2 separate regions of the Homo sapiens genome follow, and region 2 is linked to region 1. Evidence: read pairs that join two places in POLR2A ChIA-PET (ENCODE). Cell type or tissue: PC-9. All regions are shown on one strand. Each heading gives the region's core, and the rest is flanking DNA. Links, peaks and the distances in the headings are about the cores only. Region 1 overlaps CCNB2 (cyclin B2). Region 2 holds the start of MIR2116 (microRNA 2116).

The links. ChIA-PET counts read pairs that join two places held together with the same protein. Peaks named below come from ENCODE experiments on the same cell type or tissue, not always from the same donor. Only the 100,000 strongest peaks of a DNase experiment are listed, where the experiment ranks them.
Region 2: POLR2A ChIA-PET joins it to region 1 with 12 read pairs; 3 of 35 experiments call an interaction of 5 or more read pairs at or near these places.

Annotation. Positions count from the first base shown.
Region 1 is chr15:59,112,072-59,121,352 of GRCh38, forward strand. It overlaps CCNB2 (cyclin B2), which reads left to right. Exons shown (of 9, transcript NM_004701.4): 4 at 2,373-2,543; 5 at 2,647-2,805; 6 at 4,619-4,855; 7 at 5,157-5,297. Among named protein-coding and RNA genes, the nearest start is that of CCNB2, 12 kb to the left of the region's middle. In PC-9, for the core only: no CTCF peak of the experiment used is centred there; no DNase peak of the experiment used is centred there.
Region 2 is chr15:59,165,270-59,174,550 of GRCh38, forward strand. MYO1E (myosin IE) reads right to left here. Exons shown (of 28, transcript NM_004998.4): 20 at 8,857-8,971; 21 at 8,477-8,646; 22 at 6,628-6,773. MIR2116 (microRNA 2116) reads right to left here and starts at 5,993; the gene lies at 5,914-5,993. RefSeq lists an enhancer at 643-692. In PC-9, for the core only: a CTCF peak has its summit at 7,452; a DNase peak (open chromatin) is centred at 5,172; H3K27ac peaks cover 2,613 bases.

The DNA of each region.
Region 1 (9,281 bases), core at 466-8,465:
AAACTCCTGAGCTGAAGCAATCCACCTGCCTCAGCCTTCCAAAATGCTGGGATTACAGGTGTGAGCCACCGCACTTGGCCTGGGTTCTCAAATTCTTGTATAAATGGCATGCATGCCTGCATAGTTCTTGCTCACCTGGTTCTTCCTCAGTTTAAGACCTTTGATTTAAGAGGGGAGGACATGTTTTAAACTGTTTTTTTGTTTTGTTATTGTTGTTATTGATGCATCCTCGAAGACTGGAAATTATAATCATTGAGCTTTACTGTAAATTAAAATTGTCTTTTTTTTTTTGAGACAGAGTCTCGCTCTGTCACCCAGGCTGGAGTGCAGTGGTGTGATCTCCGCTCACTGCAACCTCTGCCTCCCAGGTTCAAACGATTCTCCTGCCTCAGCCTCCTGAGTAGCTGGGATTACAGGTGTGTGACACCACAGGCCCAGCTAATTTTTGTATTTTTAGTAGAGATGGGGTTTCACCATGTTGGTTAGGCTGATTTCAAACTTCTGACCTCGTGATCCACCCACCTTGGCCTCCCAAAGTGCTGGGATTATAGGCGTGAGCCACCAGGCCTGGCCGCCTCCTCTTTTTAAAAAATATTTTATTACCTTAATATATATTTGTATAGCTTAGCATCTTGTTAGGTTTTACTTGGAGAAGTACTTTTTTTTTGAAAGCATTGATTTGGCTGGGTGCAGTGGCTCAAGCCTGTAATCCCAACACTTTGGGAGGCCGAGGTGGGCGGATCACAAGGTCAGGAGATCGAGACCATCCTGGCTAACACGGTGAAACCCCGTCTCTACTAAAAATACAAAAAATTAGGCGAGTGTGGTGGAAGGCGCCTGTAGTCCCAGCTACTCCAGAAGCTGAGGCAGGAGAATGGCGTGAACCCGGGAGGCGGAGCTTGCAGTGAGCCAAGGTCGTGCCACTGCACTCCAGCCTGGGCGACAGAGCGAGACTCCATCTCAAAAAAAAAAACATTTAAAAAAGCAAAGATTTTTTTATCTTTCATTAATAAATACTTGTTTTAACTGCTTTATAAATTTTTAATTTGCATAATTTTTATAAATAATTACCCAGTCAGCATAGGAAAGTGAAATACTGAGTTGTGAACTTGCTCAGTCTTCGCTCCCTTCTCCTATTTTATTTATAGACTGCAATATGCTTTTCTCCTTTTTAGTTGCCAGTTTTTCAATTTAGAATAAATTAGTTAAAGAGAAGAAAACATTATACTGCAGAAGAGGCTGCTACTAAAGTAGAATGATCAGCTCCAGTAATCTTTGAACCCAGGTGGTCAAGTTTCTTCCATTTATTGAGCACCTACTACGTATCAGGGATTATATAGATGTTTGAGGTGCCTTAGTGGGCAAAACCAATTAAATAAACGTAAGCTTTTAGAGCTTACATTCTGGCAGAGGTAGACAGAAAATAATACACATACTATATAAACTATAGAATTTTAGAAGTATAGGTATTATGAGAAAAAACAGAATAATACACATATAAACTATAGAATTTAGAAGTATAGGCTTTATGAGAAAAAACAGAATAATACACATATTAACTATAGAATTTTAGAAGTATAGGTTTTATGAGATGAGACATATGGGTAGGGTAGGAGGACAGGGATTGGAGGCAGGTGATAATTTTGTTTTTTGTTTATTTGGTTGGTTTTGAGGCGGAGTCTTGTTCCGTCCAGCCCAGGCTGGAGTGCAGTGGCGTGATCTTGGCTCATTGCAACCTCTGCCTCAGCCTCCTGAGTAGCTGGGACTACAGGGGCGCACCATCACGCCCAGCTAGTTTTTGTATTTTTAAAGTAGAGATGGGGTTTTGCCATATTGGCCAGGCTGGTCTTGAACTCCGGGGCTCAAGCCATCCACCTGCCTTGGCCTCCCAAAGTGCTAGAATTACAGGCGTGAGCCACCGTGCATGGCCTGATAATTTTAAATAGGAGTTAGGATAGACCCCATTGAGAATGTAACATTTAAGTAAAACTTGAAGTAAGGGAATTACCCATATGGACATAGGGGCAAGAGCATTCTGGGTAAGAAGAACCTGGCTTGAGTGAAGCAGTCAAGGGAGAGAAGCAGGAGATGGGTCAGCGAGGGAACTGGGGAGGGCCAGATTATATAAGGTCTGTAGGCCATTGGGAGGACTTAAGTTTTCAGTTTGAGTGAAATTAGAGAGTTTTAAACAGAGAAGTGTCTCTTGAAGAACTTCACATACTATATCTTGAATTATTCACCTCTTGGTATGAAATTTGTTGTGTCTTTAACATATTTCAGATGTGCGTATGATATTGATATTTAAGCCAGTTGGCTCTGCATGTATTTATGGTTAAGGCTGCTCCTACATGTGCCTAAATTTGTTGGTGTAGGGTCCTTCTCCCACACCTGAGGATGTCTCCATGAAGGAAGAGAATCTCTGCCAAGCTTTTTCTGATGCCTTGCTCTGCAAAATCGAGGACATTGATAACGAAGATTGGGAGAACCCTCAGCTCTGCAGTGACTACGTTAAGGATATCTATCAGTATCTCAGGCAGCTGGAGGTAGGTGGGCCTTTGTGTTTTGGTTGTATAAGCAATGTGGAATTTACCACACAGCTGGGAAGCAAACAAGGTCAGCTTTTTAAACTTTTGATTCTACCCACAGGTTTTGCAGTCCATAAACCCACATTTCTTAGATGGAAGAGATATAAATGGACGCATGCGTGCCATCCTAGTGGATTGGCTGGTACAAGTCCACTCCAAGTTTAGGCTTCTGCAGGAGACTCTGTACATGTGCGTTGGCATTATGGATCGATTTTTACAGGTAGGTGTGGCTTCAGGGACTTCACGCCAGTGGCTCATTGAACATTGCATTTATGCTTGGGGGATAGAAAACTAAAGTGGGTACTTCTGAAAAAAAGACCAAAAATCAAATTGTGAGAAGCCAAAGAACTTTGGGGACTAAAAAGGGAAGTAATCCAAGTGTGTCAAGCCTTTGATGATGCGGACCAATAATGGGCATTTCTGTAAGGCCAGCCAGCTAAAAAGTACTTGGGGGAAATATTGCATTGCCACAATCCTTCATCAGAGGAAATATACCATCAGTTGGGCTGAAAGTCCATCTGAAGCCTGTAGTGCCTTTGGATGCTGGTTTTCTGGGCCTGCTTGCACAATTTCCATAGTTTGGTGCTCTGGTGTTAAGTTTCCTCATCTGAAAAACGATGAGTTTGGCTGGAGAACCTCCACATTTCCAGCCAACTATGTCATTGAATCACTGTAGAAGAAGAAGGTGGCAGTATTTGTTTTTTTTAAAGGAGCAGGGGTTGTGTGTGGAGTGGACTGAGAATGTAGTGTAATAAAGAGTAATATAAGAAAATAAGAGGCAAACATAATCTTCAGCATATTTATGAGTGGGTAATGCACAGCCCCTGACCTGTTAGAAGAGACAGCAGATATAAATTGCCAGTGTGTTATCTACCAAACAATAGCCCTGCAGATAAGGTTTTATTTATTTAAAGTCAACATTCAGGATAGGGGTTTAGGTCAGGCACAAATTCTGTCCAAACAATGTAATAAAAATTACTTTACAATAATGACCCTGAGATACTACAAAATCCCAGGTAGCATGCATTCCTCTTTGGGCAGGAAAGCACAACAGTATTTTAGGTAGGTTTCTTTATTTTTTATTTTTTTGAGACAGGGTTTTATTCTGTTGTTGCCCACGCTGGAGTGCAGTGACACAATCTGGGCTCACTGTAGCCTCAATTTCCTGGGTTCAATCAATCCTTCTACCTCAGCTTCCCAAGTAGCTGGGACTATAGGCATATGCTACCACGCCCAGCTAAGTTTTTGATTTTTTTATAGAGATGGGGTTTTGCCATGTTGCTCAGGCTGGTCTCGAACTCCTTAGCTCAAGTGATCTGCCCACCTCGGCCTCCCAAAGTGTTGGGATTATAGGCATGAGCCACTGTGCCCATCCGTGGTAGATTTTTAATAATGAGAGTTGAAGCAAGAAAAGTACAGAGTTTGGGAGGAAAAAAAAAAAGCAATTAAGGGAAACGCTTTACCCTAGCCTGAGAGTCTGCCTGACTCCAAAGCATTAGCGAAAGATTTTCTAAGCTGAATAATGGGTATGCTTTTGGTAAGGATTAAGGAAATGAGCCATCCATTAAATTCTCACTTTTTTCTTTGGCCTCATTTCTATTCAGACCATGTTTAGTGTGTCAGGCCAGGGCTGCCACAGATACTCAAGTCAGCATGAGGTTGTGGGAAGGGTGACTAGGAGCTTGGTATTCAGGCTTGGATTCTTCCCTTCTTGGCAATTGAATGATCTTGGCATGGTGTCTGAATCTGTTCTCAGGACATCTATTTGTAATTGAGGAATAAAATATGCCTTTCCTAGAATTTTTATGAGGATTGGGTGAGATAATATGTTAGAATCTTAGCACTGTGCCTAGCACACAGTGCTCAATTACAGATAGCTGTCATGATCAGTGGTAGAACAGTCAGGTCTCCTGTGCCCTTATGAGCAAAGACAATGTGCACTTTTCCAGGACTTGGTTTCCTTTCCCCTTCTCCCACCTAAAGCTTCACTCTTCTTGTTAGGTGTGACTTTTGTTACATTAATTTTCCATTAGGTTCAGCCAGTTTCCCGGAAGAAGCTTCAATTAGTTGGGATTACTGCTCTGCTCTTGGCTTCCAAGTATGAGGAGATGTTTTCTCCAAATATTGAAGACTTTGTTTACATCACAGACAATGCTTATACCAGTTCCCAAATCCGAGAAATGGAAACTCTAATTTTGAAAGAATTGAAATTTGAGTTGGGTCGACCCTTGCCACTACACTTCTTAAGGCGAGCATCAAAAGCCGGGGAGGTAAGTGCCTCCAGCTCTGTAAGAGACTATTTTTGCTTGGTGTCTCATCCCAGAAACCTTGACCTAATTTAAGGAAAGCTTATTTATAGGACGCTTCCTTTAGGTAAGTCTTAATGCTTTCCTCATCAGTTCTTAAGAGAAAAGGCCTCATGATCTATGTTTACAACATAGTGTGGAATAGAGTAATTCTTGAGAAGGATAAGTGAGTCAAGTGAATTGGAGTTCCTAGGCCTTCACGCAGAATTTTGCAAGACAGTAATTACACTTGTGATTCTTACTATCCCTTGCTGTTCTTTCTTAGGTTGATGTTGAACAGCACACTTTAGCCAAGTATTTGATGGAGCTGACTCTCATCGACTATGATATGGTGCATTATCATCCTTCTAAGGTAGCAGCAGCTGCTTCCTGCTTGTCTCAGAAGGTTCTAGGACAAGGAAAATGGGTGAGTGGTGGATTTAAGAAGAAACTAATTAGGCTATATTTTAGTCCTTCGTAATACAAAAGGCCTTAGCATTTTTACAACACTATCCTTGAAGCAGTTGGTTTTGTTTTGTGTTTTTGAGACAGGGTCTCATTCTGTCACGTAGGCTGGAGTGTGGTGGTGCCATCACAGCCCACTGCAGCCTTGACTTCCCAGGCTCAAGTAATCCTCCTACCTCAGCCTCCCGAGTAGCAGGGACTACAGGCATGCATGACCATGCCTCGCTAATTTTTGTAAATTTTTTTGTAGAGACAGGGTTTTGCCATGTTGTCTAGGCTAGCCTTGAACTCGGCTCAAGCAGTCTGCCCACCTTGGCCTCCCAAAGTGCTAGGATTTCAGGTGTGAGCCACAGTGCCTGGCCTGAAGCAATTGTTTAAAGTCCAAAGTCCTAAAGGAAAACTACTTGGAGAGGGGCATGGGGGCTTGTGCTTGTAGTTCTAGCTACTTGGGAGGCTGAGGGAGGAGGATCATTTGAGCCCAGGCCCAGGAGTTCAAGTCTATCCTGGGGAACACAGAGAGACCCTTGTCTCTTGGGAAAGAAAGCAAGCAAGCTGCTTGGAACAGTTCACATAGAAGTGAGTTGACTATACATACTAAGGTGCATGTGTGCAGTATAGAGTTGTACAGAATGAGGAAGGCCACTAAGAACTGACATGTATGATTTCTTAGATATTACGTTAAGTGAAACAAGCAAGTTGTCAAGCACACAAGACAAAGGAAGGCCAAGGCCTGACTGATTTAGCCAGTAAGAATAGAATGAGCCACTTGTAGATTTAGAAGAGTAGCCAAGGATGGCAGCTCCTCGGGTCTTTGTTTCACATGGCAAAAAGGATAATGTGGAAACAAATGGAGCTGGATGGCTGCAATGCAAGTCACAGGTACACTGTTGTGGAGAAGCCAGTTCTAGACCACCGCTAAACAGTCTTCTAGTCTGCAGTTATACCCTGAGAGCAGTACAATAGAAAACCTCATCAGAACCTAGGGGATACGAAGCTGTCTTGGCCGGGTGCCATGCCAGTAATCCCAGCACTTTGGGAAGCCAAGGTGGACAGATCACCTGAGGTCAGGAGTTTGAGACCAGCCTGGCCAACATGGCAAAACCCCCGTCTCTACTAAAAATACAAAAATTAGCCAGGCATGGTGGCAGCTGCCTGTAATCCAGGCTACTCTGGAGGCCTAGGCATAAGAATCACTTGAACCCGGAAGACAAAAGTTGCTTTGAGCCAAGATCGTGCTACTGCACTCCAGCCTGGCGGACAGGGCGAGACTCTGTCTCCAAAAAAAATATAAAAAAGAAGAAGTTGTCTCGTGACAGCCTCCCAGGGGAGATAGGGAGGTGAGTGGGAGATGGCTGGGCGGCAGCTCTGCCCACACCTGCCATCTCCTCCTTTTTCAGGAGGATCACAAAGCATTTTGCCAGGACAGATCAGCTGTGGTTCAGGCCTTGGCCTGTGTGGCCTATATGGATATAGGCAAGGTCACCAGGGCAGCATGGTGGAGCTGTTCACCTAAACAATGTATATTGTAGTTTACATTTTATGCAAGAAAGTGTGTGTATGTATATATATTTATATATTTGTTAATTTTTTGGTACGGGAGGAATAAACCAGAAAGAATGAAAGTGGAAACTATGGGGTTCTTTGGGAATAGGGTGGAGGTTGAGGATGAGAGGACTTCTGATTGTAACCTTTTATTGACTTTATAATACAGTGTAACTTTTTTGACTTTTGAACAATGTAAATATTTTATGCAAACTTTAAATTGTAATTAAGTGGAAATAAACAATGTAACTACATGTGAAATTGGTAACAGAACACAGAGGAAAGAATTAATTTAAGTACTTGTTGCTTGAGCCCAGCCTGGGTAGCGTAGCAAGACCCCCATCTCTATAAAAAATTAAAAAATTAGCTGGGTATGGTGGCACACACCTGTAGTCCTAGTTACTCAGGAGGCTGAGGCAGGAGGATTGCTTGAGCCCAGGAGTTCAAGGCTGAAGTAGCTATGATCCTGCCAGTGCACTCCAACCTGGGCAACAGAGCAAAACCCTGTCTCCAAAAAAAAAAAAAAAAACAAATCTGTAACCTGAACACAGCATTCTGACTGTGCATCCTTAGTGGGATTTAAAGTATGACAAAATAAAGGACTAAAGTGGTAACATCAAGTTTACTTAGTAGGTTCATTGTTAATAGTAATCTGTTATTATAATTTTGGAACTAGTTTATGTGTATTGTAGGATAAAACAAATTTATTCATGTTATTAAGGACTAAAATTTTCAATATAGGAAGAGTTTTAAATTATTAATTCATTAATTTTTTCTTATACAGGGTCTTGCTTTGTCATCCAGGCTGGAGTGCAGTGCTGCTGTCACAGCTCACTGCAGCCTCAATTGCCTGGGCTCAAGTGATCCTCCCACTTCAGCCTCCCACGTAACTGGGACCCAGCCACACGCCATCATGCCTGGCTAATTTTAAAGTTTTTTTGTAGAGATTAGCTCTCCCTGTGTTGCCCAGGCTGGTCTCGAACTCCTAGGCTCAAGTGATCTTCTCGCCTTGGCCTCCCAAAGTGCTGGGATTACAGACGTGAGCCACTGTGCCTGGCCTAAGAGAGAAAATATTAACAATTAAAAACAAAAGGTTAGTCCTCACGTAGGAAATAGCAAAACAAAAACAAAGGAAAACCCCTATTATGTTTTGGAAATAACAGCAAATTCATAATAAAGGGTCTCAGAAACAGTGACAACTCAGTAGTAGTGAGCATATTTAGTGCCCACATCTTGGATACTAAATACCATTATCTACTGGCAACTAGGGCTGTTTAGTGAAATTGCTGATTTCAGGGCTATGGCAGGGGAAGTACAAGGTGAGCCTAGAACAATTTGTGCCAGATAGCACACAAATTCTCAAAGATCAATGAGGTCACATCAAAAGGACATAGGAGAGCTGGTCATGGTAGCATGTGCCTATAGTCCCAGATACTCAGGAGGCTGAGGCAGGATCCCTTGAGCCCAGGAGTTGGAGGCTGCATTGACCTATGATTGCACCACAATAAAATAGGAAGGAAGGGAAGGAGGGAGATAGGAACTGGCTTGAAAGGACTCTGGCTGACTGAATTAGAGCATTAAAAAGAATAATGACAGTAATAGATTATAGTGTATAAAAAAAAGGATTCCTGGGACCATAATGACATAAAAAATAAAAGAGGGGTTCATTTTTAAAAATCAGAATACCAGCTAATTAAAGTAGAATGATAGAGTTAGAAACCACTAATTTTCAACCTGTAATGTAATAATTTATTCAAGCAAGGTGCATCAATGAATGCAAAAATCATTAGATGGAATAATTTTGGGAAACAAGATTCACGTGGTCTCAATTTATCATCCCATAGATACTTATTAATTCTGTAACAAAACTGCACATCTATGATGAAGTGGTCTGGTGGTTTCCACCTTCACCCAGTGATTAAGCTCAGCATTACCACTGGCAGACGACCTGAGTTGCCATGCCGTGTTGTGCAGTAAGATGTATACATTATCACCTATTCATGCCCAAAATGTTTGACATGAATTAAATCTTGAGGAAATATGCAAATCCAGAATGTGAGACATTTTAAAAGGAACTGCCTCGATGCTTAAAAAAAAAAAGTCACTGGTGACAGTGTTTCTTATGTGAGAATGGTGTTATGGATAGGTACGAAAACGTACTTTTTAGAATATGCTTCTGAAACATTTAGCAGGGATGTGCTGTGATATCTGCAAATCGCTTTCAAATGGCATAGCAAAAATTGTGTGTGAGTATACACAGAGAGGGAGAGGAGGGAAACGTGGCACATGTTCATGATTGATCAGTCTACATGAAGGATATATAGAGGATCATTCTTTCAGTTTTTCTGTAGATTTGGAATTTTTTGAAATAAATAAAACATTTGAGGCAAAAATGTCACTGGTA
Region 2 (9,281 bases), core at 877-8,876, 54 kb after region 1:
GGTGAATGGAGTTCACTGGAAGCAAGAGGCCAGTGTCAGGGGAAAGGAGCTTGGTCCTTTCATGGCCAGCTTACTGAAGAGCAGCCAAAGAGTTTCCCTTGGACGTAAAGTCAGAACCCTTTACAGTGTTTTTTGGACAAATAATAGCCATTTGGGTGGAACACTTGGTCATTATCATTACCTCAGATGTTTGTTTTCAGACATCCACACATCATAGCCATGCTTCTTGCCCACTCCTGTGATAGTTGGGATCAAGGATAAACCCTGACAAGCAGTGGTTTAAACAATAGACGGTTTTCATCTCCGTCACTCAACAGCTCATGCAAAGGCAATTCAGGGCCAACGTGCCAGTTCCATAGTGCCTGGGAACAAACACCTCCTACTTACCTTTAAAGGTACAGCCAGCAATCTAAAACCCCAAAAAGCACTTATGAAAAGCTGCTCAAAAGAGCTCTTCCAAGTCATTTTGAATTAATAAAGTCTAAGCCTCCTGGCACCCTAGCCCAGGTGTAAGAACCCGGCTGCATTAGGTAGAGTGCATGCAAAAGACCAGAGTAAAACAAGAAGCTCCACTTTTTGGCCTTTGGGGTGAGGAATGAAACGCCTTCCTGTTTTGGTTGTTTGCTCAAAGCTTTCTTTGGCATGTCTGGTCATGCCTGGTGGCCTGGCTGAACTGTGGCAGGATGGTGATTATTCAACAGGGCTAAATGAGCCCAACACAAGTCACCTTGAGTGGTTTAATGGGCTTAGATTTATTAGGAGTTTCATTACTATTATAACGAAAAAAGCAAGCAGGCCAAAACTTCAAGGTCAATTATCAGCATGAATCTAGAAATGAGAAGAGATGTGTTTGGACACTTTGACTTTAACCAACAACTCCAAAATCCCCTCCCTTCAATGATCCAGGCATTGGAGCTAGGCAGACCACCTTCACCCAGGCCAGGGTCTCAGCTCATTCTGCTCTCCTTAGCCCACGCTCCTGAACCTGAAAACAAAGCTTTCGTGTTTATTTATTCTAAAAAGTCAGACTTATCTTTGGACTTCACCCCTGACTTATTCCTATGCTGCAATTCCTTACAGATGTTTGACGCTGTAAGCTGTGTTGAAAGACCTCTTCCTAGTCTCTGGTTTGGATCTGCCCTTGTTTTTTTATTCCTCTGTCTTTGCGGCTTACTGTTGTATTGCTGAAAACACTAGAAAATCTGTTTTACTCTCTTCACCAATATATCTTTTCACAGAAATGTTAGTTACAAAACACCAAGGAAAGTCCTGAAGGAGTTTTGTTTTTTTTTTTTAAAGCTGAAAAGGCAATTTCCAAGGATAGCCCTGCCTTTATTTAAGCTTTTATAAAAGTCTTTCCTGATTATGAAATATATGCTGCTTTTAGGAAACTGGAAGATACGGAGGCGAATCAAGAAGAAAATAAACCTTGCCCAGAATTCTACCACTCAGAGAAACCAGTGGCACCAGTTTCAGAACCTTCTTAACTTCTCTGAGAAAGCCCGGACGCAGATGCAGGCCTCAGCAGTGACGTGTCCAGCTCAAAGAAGCTTCACCTGACCCGCAGATGCAAAGACCCACTCTCCTCTCTTGTGTCCCAGGAATATCCTTTAAATCACGCTGGGAACACTTATAGTAAGGCACATGTTTACTCAGCTGTCTGTTCCCCCTTCCAGAATGAGAGGAGCTTCCTGAGGCAGTGACTGTGCCTCATCCACCTTCGAATACCAGGGCTCAGCACCAGGTAGGTGCTCAATCCCATGATGTTGACAACTTCCAGGTTCCCAATGCTTACAGACCATAGCAAGTCAAGATGCCAGTAATGCTTCAGGTCAGCAGGACAGGCAGTGAAGCGGGCTGTTTTTATTGCCAGAAAGTTTAGGGGATTCAGGCAAGGAGACATTCTGGGCAAGAATGTTGTGACCAGGGAGCTGGAGCCTCTGTCTAAAAGCACCGTCTTACGGGTTGTTTTTCCAATTGGAGATAAGTACTGGAAAATCTATTAACCCAGACAGACAGCCACACAACTTTTGGTCTCATCCTTCTGGTGATCAGCCACCAGAATGAGAAGAAAAATGAGAAGCCTCATCAGAGACCCCCAAATAAGAGCTTCCATGGCACCGAACTCAACACCTACAATAGCAAAGCCAAGAACATGGGTCATTACACCTGTGGTCACCCTTCCTGCAATTGAGTTTTTCAAATAAGAGTGGGGCCAGGCCAGTACTTGAACAAGAAGCAACTCTGGGAGGATCCTTCAAAAACCCAGGCATGGCCTTCTGCCAGCAGCCACCATACACTCAGAAATCCCGTGTCTCAACTCTGTATTGGTGTGTCACCTCCTGACACTCTTCCCGAGTCTCCAATGAAGCCAGAAATGCAAGCGTCAGTGTTTCACTTTAATTTTTATTTATTTATTTATTTTGAGACGGAGTCTCGCTCTGTTGCCCAGGCTGGAGTGCAGTGGTGTGATCTTGGCTCACTGCACCCTCCGCCTCCTGGGCTCAAGCGATTCTCCTGCCGCAGCCTCCTAAGTAGCTGGGATTACAGGCACACACCACCATGCTCAACTAATTTTTTTGTATTTTTAGTAGAGAGGGGGTTTCATCATGTTGGCCAGGCTGGTCTTGAACGCCTGACCTCAAGCAATCGGCTCGCCTCGGCCTCCCAAAGTGCTGGGATTACAGGTGTGAGCCACCACACCCAGCCTAATTTTTATTTAAATAAGGATTTTTCCTGATCAAATTATCCTGGAGTCCCTTTGACAAACTATTGTCTTAATATCTCTCTGAGCTATTGGCCCTATTTCTACCTGTTGGGATCCTATTTTTTCTTGTAAATGAAAACTTCAAAAAAATTTTTAACCGTAACTCAACTAGACATATATCTGTATGTTTAGAAAAGATAAAGACTTCTAAAAATTTAACATCTACTGGAGGATTAGAAAAACATTTTATTATGGAAAATTCTAAATTGTAAACAAGTAGGATAGTAGGGCCAGGTGCAGTGGCTCATGCCTGTAATCCTAGCACTTTGGGAGGCGAGGTGGGTAGATCCCATGAGCCCAGGAATTGGAGACCAGCCTGGGTAACATGGGGAAACCGTGTCTCTACAAAAAATACAAAAATTAGCCAGAAGTGGGGGTACATGCCTGTAGTCTCAGATACTTAGGGGGCTGAGGTGGGAGGATTGCTTGAACCTGGAGGGCGAGGCTGCAGTGAGCCGAGATTGCGCCACTGCACTCCAGCCTGGGTGGCAAAGTGAGACCCCGTCTCAAAAAAATAAAAAGTAGTATAGAATGAACCACCACATGTCAGATTTCAAGCACCAATTCACGGATAATCACAATTATCTACAACCTCACTCTCCCTGCTTCCACTTTAAAATAACTACCAGGCTGGAGTGCAGTGGTATGATCATGACTCATTGCAGCCTTGACCTATTGGGCTCAAGCAATCCTCCCACCTCAGCTTCCTGAGTAGCTGGGACCACGGGCACGTACCACCACTCCTGGCTAATTTTCACATTTTTTGTAGAGATGGGTTCTTACTATGTTGCCCAGGTGGGTCCCAAACCTCCTGGGGTCAAGCGAGCCTCCTGCCTTGGTCTCCCAAAGTGCTGGGATTACAGGCGTGGGTCACTGCGCTCAGCCTTTATTTCATGCTCAAATGTTTCAGTACATATTATTAAAAGATAAAGTCTCTTTATATTAAAATTAACCACAAAACATTATCATACCTACAGAAATAAACAATAAATTCTTCATACCAAATATTTAGTCATGCTCACATGTTGTCTTGTAACTGTTACTGAATGGTTGGTTGGTTTGAATAGGGAGCTGTAGGCCCACTGTGCACTGACATTAATTGTAAGAGCTAGAGATGGGCTAAGATCAAGCTTATGGGATACTTTGATAAATCGTAACTAGGAGGCCATATGTTGATATCATTCCAGCCAATAGTCAACTGGTCAATCTCAGAAATTCTTAAAAACACATACAGATGTTGCAGCTTTTTTCCTGAAGTACAAGCCAACTGTTAAAATCTTTCTCTATGCCAGTACTGAAGTATTTTGAGAACACACACGCATGTTCAGTAGTCTGGTACCAGAATTAATTTCCACTCTGGGTTCGATTCTGCACACACATCACCCTCTGGTTGCTTTCCTAACTTGGTTCTGATTACTGGCCTAACTCAAGTATAAAGAAATGAGGGGACACTATTATTCATCTTGGCAAGTGTGAGGTTCAGTGACTGCAATACACAGACATCACAAGTTCAAATGACTCACACTTTCTTTTTTTTTCCTTAGAGTCAGAAAAACTTTTAGGCTAAGTACCTCATTTTACTACAGCCTTTAAAAAGGAAAGACCGCAAGAAAGGAACCTTCCAGATAATGAATACTGAACAGGAAGAAGAAAAAGAAGCTGGTGCTCCCATGACAGATTATATCCCCAGAGGCTGTAAAAGAAGACAATAAACAAACAAAAAACAATAAAAGGAAGAAATTTGAGTGTGAACAGTCCCTACAGTCCCTGCTTGACAACCCCCTCAAGGACTTATCAATAAGATAGTAAGTGTCAAAGTGCTTGATACAAGTGTAGCTCAAGGCCAGGCACGGTGGCTCACGCCTCTAATCCCAGCACTTTGGGAGGCTGAGATGAGTGGATCACTTGAAGTCGGGAGTTCAAGACGAGCCTGGCCAACGTGGTGAAACCTTGTCTCTCACTAAAAATACAAACATTAGCCAGGGGTGGTGGCTCAGGCCTGTAATCCCAGCTACTCGGGAGCCTGAGGCAGGAGAACCACTTGGACCAGGGAGGCAGAAGTTGCAGTGAGCTGAGATCACGCCACTGCACTCCAGCCTGGGTGACAGAGCGAGACTCTGTCTAAAACAAAACAAAACAAAACAAAACAAAACAACCACACAAATGTAGCTCAATTAGGATAATTTATGGTCCCAGTCATGAGCACTCCACCAGGGGTCTGAGGGACTGAAGACATACCTGGGCAATAACAGAAAGAACAAGTCACTCTCGGCACAGCGACTACACACACCCTAGAGCTGTGGTTCCCTGACTTTCACCTGCTGTGCCTGCCAAGCACGCTGTGGCCAACCTGGCTTAGTCCAGGCATGGCAGGGCCCCATGCAATGACAAACAAAGCAGGAGCTTCCTGTTGGGTTTCCACGGCAGCCTCAGGGCCCAGCTAGCCAGGAAGAGTGTGGCCAGCAGGCACTGCCCCGCTCAGGTTGGGACCCAGCCAGTGAGCTGAATGTTTAGGAAGGCCTTCAGAAAATCAGTCAGCGCCTAGAGCTTTAAAAAAAAAACAAAAAAAACAATAGCCTTGAAACCTACCTGAGGTGGGGCTGCAAAATGGACACTGCGGACTCATCTGCTTAGCAACTTTACCACATCCTGAGTTGGCACGTTTTAAATACTTCACTGCACTGCACTGCCTGGTCCTTTATCCAGGGAAATTAGGAACAGATAGAATCAGAAACCACAGAGACACAGGCAAGAATGGATGCAACTAGAAATCTGTTTTGGATTATCAGACTGGAACTAGGATTTCCAGCTTGGTACATCAGACGCCTGAGCACATAAAACCCCTGCTTTTTCCTGAGCGCACCAGTTTTGCCTTCTGTGTGGAGTAAGAGTTTGACAGGCGTCCCAATTCCATGTTCATGTGAGAGCAGAACATCTTTAATGCAAAGGCCCAAAGCTTTTCCTGATTAAAGTAGTGTTAGCCTCAGAGGCCCAGGGACACGATTCTTGGAGGAAGCTATGGGGCTCAAGGAGGCCTTTCTTCCATTCTTAGTCTTCATGGATTGCGAGGATTTCCTGTGTCAGCGGAACTTAGTCTAGGAGTTCTTACCATGGGAGGACTTCGGGAGGACTTAGCATGGGAGGACTCCTAGTCTGGGAGTTCTTGGCATGGGAGGACTTCTTAGCATGGGAAGACCTCCTATGCTAAGAACCCCTAGCCTAGGTCCCACTGACGGAGGAGATGCTGACGGCCGGCAGAGGAGCCCTTCTGCCGAGAGGAAGCCAAGGTGCTGCCGGGAGGAGCAAGGGCCCTTCCTGAGGCCTTGTGGAAGCAAACACCACTCCCCACTGCCTGAGAATTGGAGCGAAGAGAGCATCTCACGATGACTCCAGGGCTACAGAGAATGGAGACCAACTTGCACTCCCTAAGGAAGTCCCAAAGAAACTTCCCTTTCAGGACCCTCTGCTCAGGGAAATGGGTGAGGCCTCCAACCTGGGTGAGGTGGACTGGGGGACAGGGCTCTGAATCCTTGGCTCTACTGCAACAAGAGAAATTATTCTCTGAGGTGTTCCATATACCGGGTTCATTTCTAACACGTTTCGGTTACAAGAGATCTGGGTCCCCCTTGATTAGAGGAGCTGTCCGGAGGCAACCTTTTCTTGGTACCTTCTTCCTGACATATCAAGACTTGCTGAGACTAGGGAGTCTTCCCTTTGGGACAAAGGGAAATTCCATTCTCTTGATCATGATTTTGACAGCTGGGAAGCCCAGCCCGGCCTTCCTCCTGGCTGTTTGGAACAGCGGACCGTGATGCTGAGGCGAGAAGGGGCAGTCCTGCCTCTGCACCTCCACTACTCACCTGAGGGACACAGACAAGATCCGTTCTATCTCGATTTTCCGCTTCAGGACTTCTTTCACCAGGCCCTTGTCTGGGCCCTGTTTGACTTTTTCTCGTCCGATTAAGTACAAGCACTTTGGGGTAAGGAGCAGGTCTCGCTTTACACCCTGTAAGGAGAGGAGCTTTAAGAAGCTGGACAGGCCAGGCATGGTGGCTCACACCTGTAATCCCAGTACTTTCGGAGGCCGAGGCGGGTGAATCACCTGAGGTCAGGAGTTCGAGACCAGCCTGACCAACATGGTGAAACCCCGTCTCTACTGAAAATACAAAAATTAGCTGGGTGTGGTGGTGGGCGCCTGCAATCCCAGCTACTTGGGAGGCTGAGGCAGGAGAATCGCTTTAACCTGGGAGGTGGAGGTTGCAGTGAGCCGAGATTGCGCCATTGCACTCCAGCCTGGGTGACAGAGCAAGACTCCGTCTCAAAAAAAGGTGGACAGACATGGTCAATGTGATGACAACAATTCACACAGTGGACTGCTGTTACCAGGACAGGGGGAAGCTGCCTTGGACAGTCAATCTTCACTACTGTTGAGAGGCCATTCCATTCATCACATGACCGGGCCCCATGACAGTGAAAGAGGGCATTGTTCATGATTATTAGGATGACATGTAAAAAATGATGACATTTGACTCTTTTTGACTTAAAAACTGGCAAACTCATATGGAGTCACTTCACATATCAGGACAGCAGGTGTAAAGGGAAAGTCACCAACACCTGTGGTGAACTTAGCAAGGATGCACTACAGCATGTTTCTAAACAGGGGGCAGTGTCTGCATATATTTTCTTGGGAGTTCATAAAATTTTCATTCTAAAATACTGATATATTGTCATTTGAATGATAATTCTCAATAATCTAATAGAAATCTACTTGGGAATTTGTGGGTAACCACTTTATAATGAGTACCGCTGCGAGAGCTAAGCACCCCTGTGTGCATCCAGGGCTGCCGTCACAGCAGCTGGTGCCATGCACAGGTTGCAAGGAATGGTTTGGTTTTAGCAAAACATGCTTCCGTTGTTTATTTCGTTAAATTTTTTTCTTGACCTCCCCGCCCCTGGCAAAAAGCCAAAAGCTCTTAACGGGTCCATGAGCTTCTGAAGCTTCAGATTTTTCTATTAGGACCAAGACTTTATCAAAAGGTATCTAAAGGAGGAGGTGAAAAATCAACTGTTCCTCCTGTGGCTGGAAAAGCCTTACTTATCAGCCACTCTGGGAAAATGGATGAGGATACTCTGCAATATTACTTGATACTCTGAATCCTTTGATTCAACGATTTCACTCCTATCAATTTCTTCTAAAAATATTAGGAGACAGATAGATACACAAAGATGTGTGAAAAGATGCTCACTGAAGTTACGATAGTAAAAAAGAAAAACTCACTAAAAATTGATTCATGAGAAACTGGTTAAAAATAATAAAGCATCTGTCAAATGGAATACTATGCAGCCATGTAAAATAACTTATATTGCTAACTGTATTACTATCGAAAATTCTCGCATTATTTAAAAGACAAACAAAAAACCACTTCAGGACATAAAACAGCATGTAATGTATATCTCATTTTTTGTAAAACTAAATACGCAAATGTATGTTTTCATAAAAACATTCTGAAAGATATGGATATACACAGAATGTTAACAGTGAATGTTTCTGGGCATAGGTGCCTGTTTATCTTTTGGTTTACTGTATTTTCTCTAAATTTTTCTACAACGAACACATTCTGATTTGGTAACAACAAAAGCAAAATAACAAGTTATTAAAAAAATAAGGAATCTGTTTGGTGATCTCAGAGGCAGGCAGTTAGCACGTACCTTGAACCTCCTGTCATACTTGGTGACTGTGTCTGCGAAATCAATCTTCTCCCTCTTGCCCACGAACTGCTGGAGTTCTGGGTGCTCTTCCATCCCAATATAATCCCCTATAAAGTTCCTGTTAATACTGTTTCTCCTTCTCTCCTTCTTGTTCAATAAGAGGTCTGAGGCTACAATTCCCAAGAGGGTCAAGATGGAAGAAGGATAAGTCAGTCAGAAAAGGGAGGAAAATACTGTGGAAATATACAAAGAAACTCTAAATGATGCAATATTTTTAGCGTGACATTATATGCAAAATAAAATGGAACTTAAAACTTCACTTAAGCTCCAATTTACTCTTCAGATTTATTAAAATCAATGAAACAAAATTGCTAAAATACCTTCTTCTCTCATTTGAACGTATTTCTTCCGGGCCACGAATTTCCTCCATGATTTCTGTATCACTCGAGCATACCCATCATACTTTCTCTCTCTCATCTCTTCTAAAAGAAATAGCTGTGAATGGAGAGAAGACAAATGTGAGCCAAGCCCCAAGCCCCAATCCCTGAACAACACTTTTCTTGTTATTCCAGGGACCCTCAGTTTAGACAATGACACACACGGGAAGCAGCTTCTCTGATTCATGAACGAATATGTGAAACGCTTACTGTGGCATGTTGTTTATTCTCACTATAAAATGACCTATACCTTTTTTTCTTTTAATGGAAAACAATGGGAAATAGGAGAATCTGAGTGTATTCAGTTAGACCTTGTCCTGCCTTGCTACAGTCTCTGTGAGAATCGAATGAGCGATTCAATGCTTCTC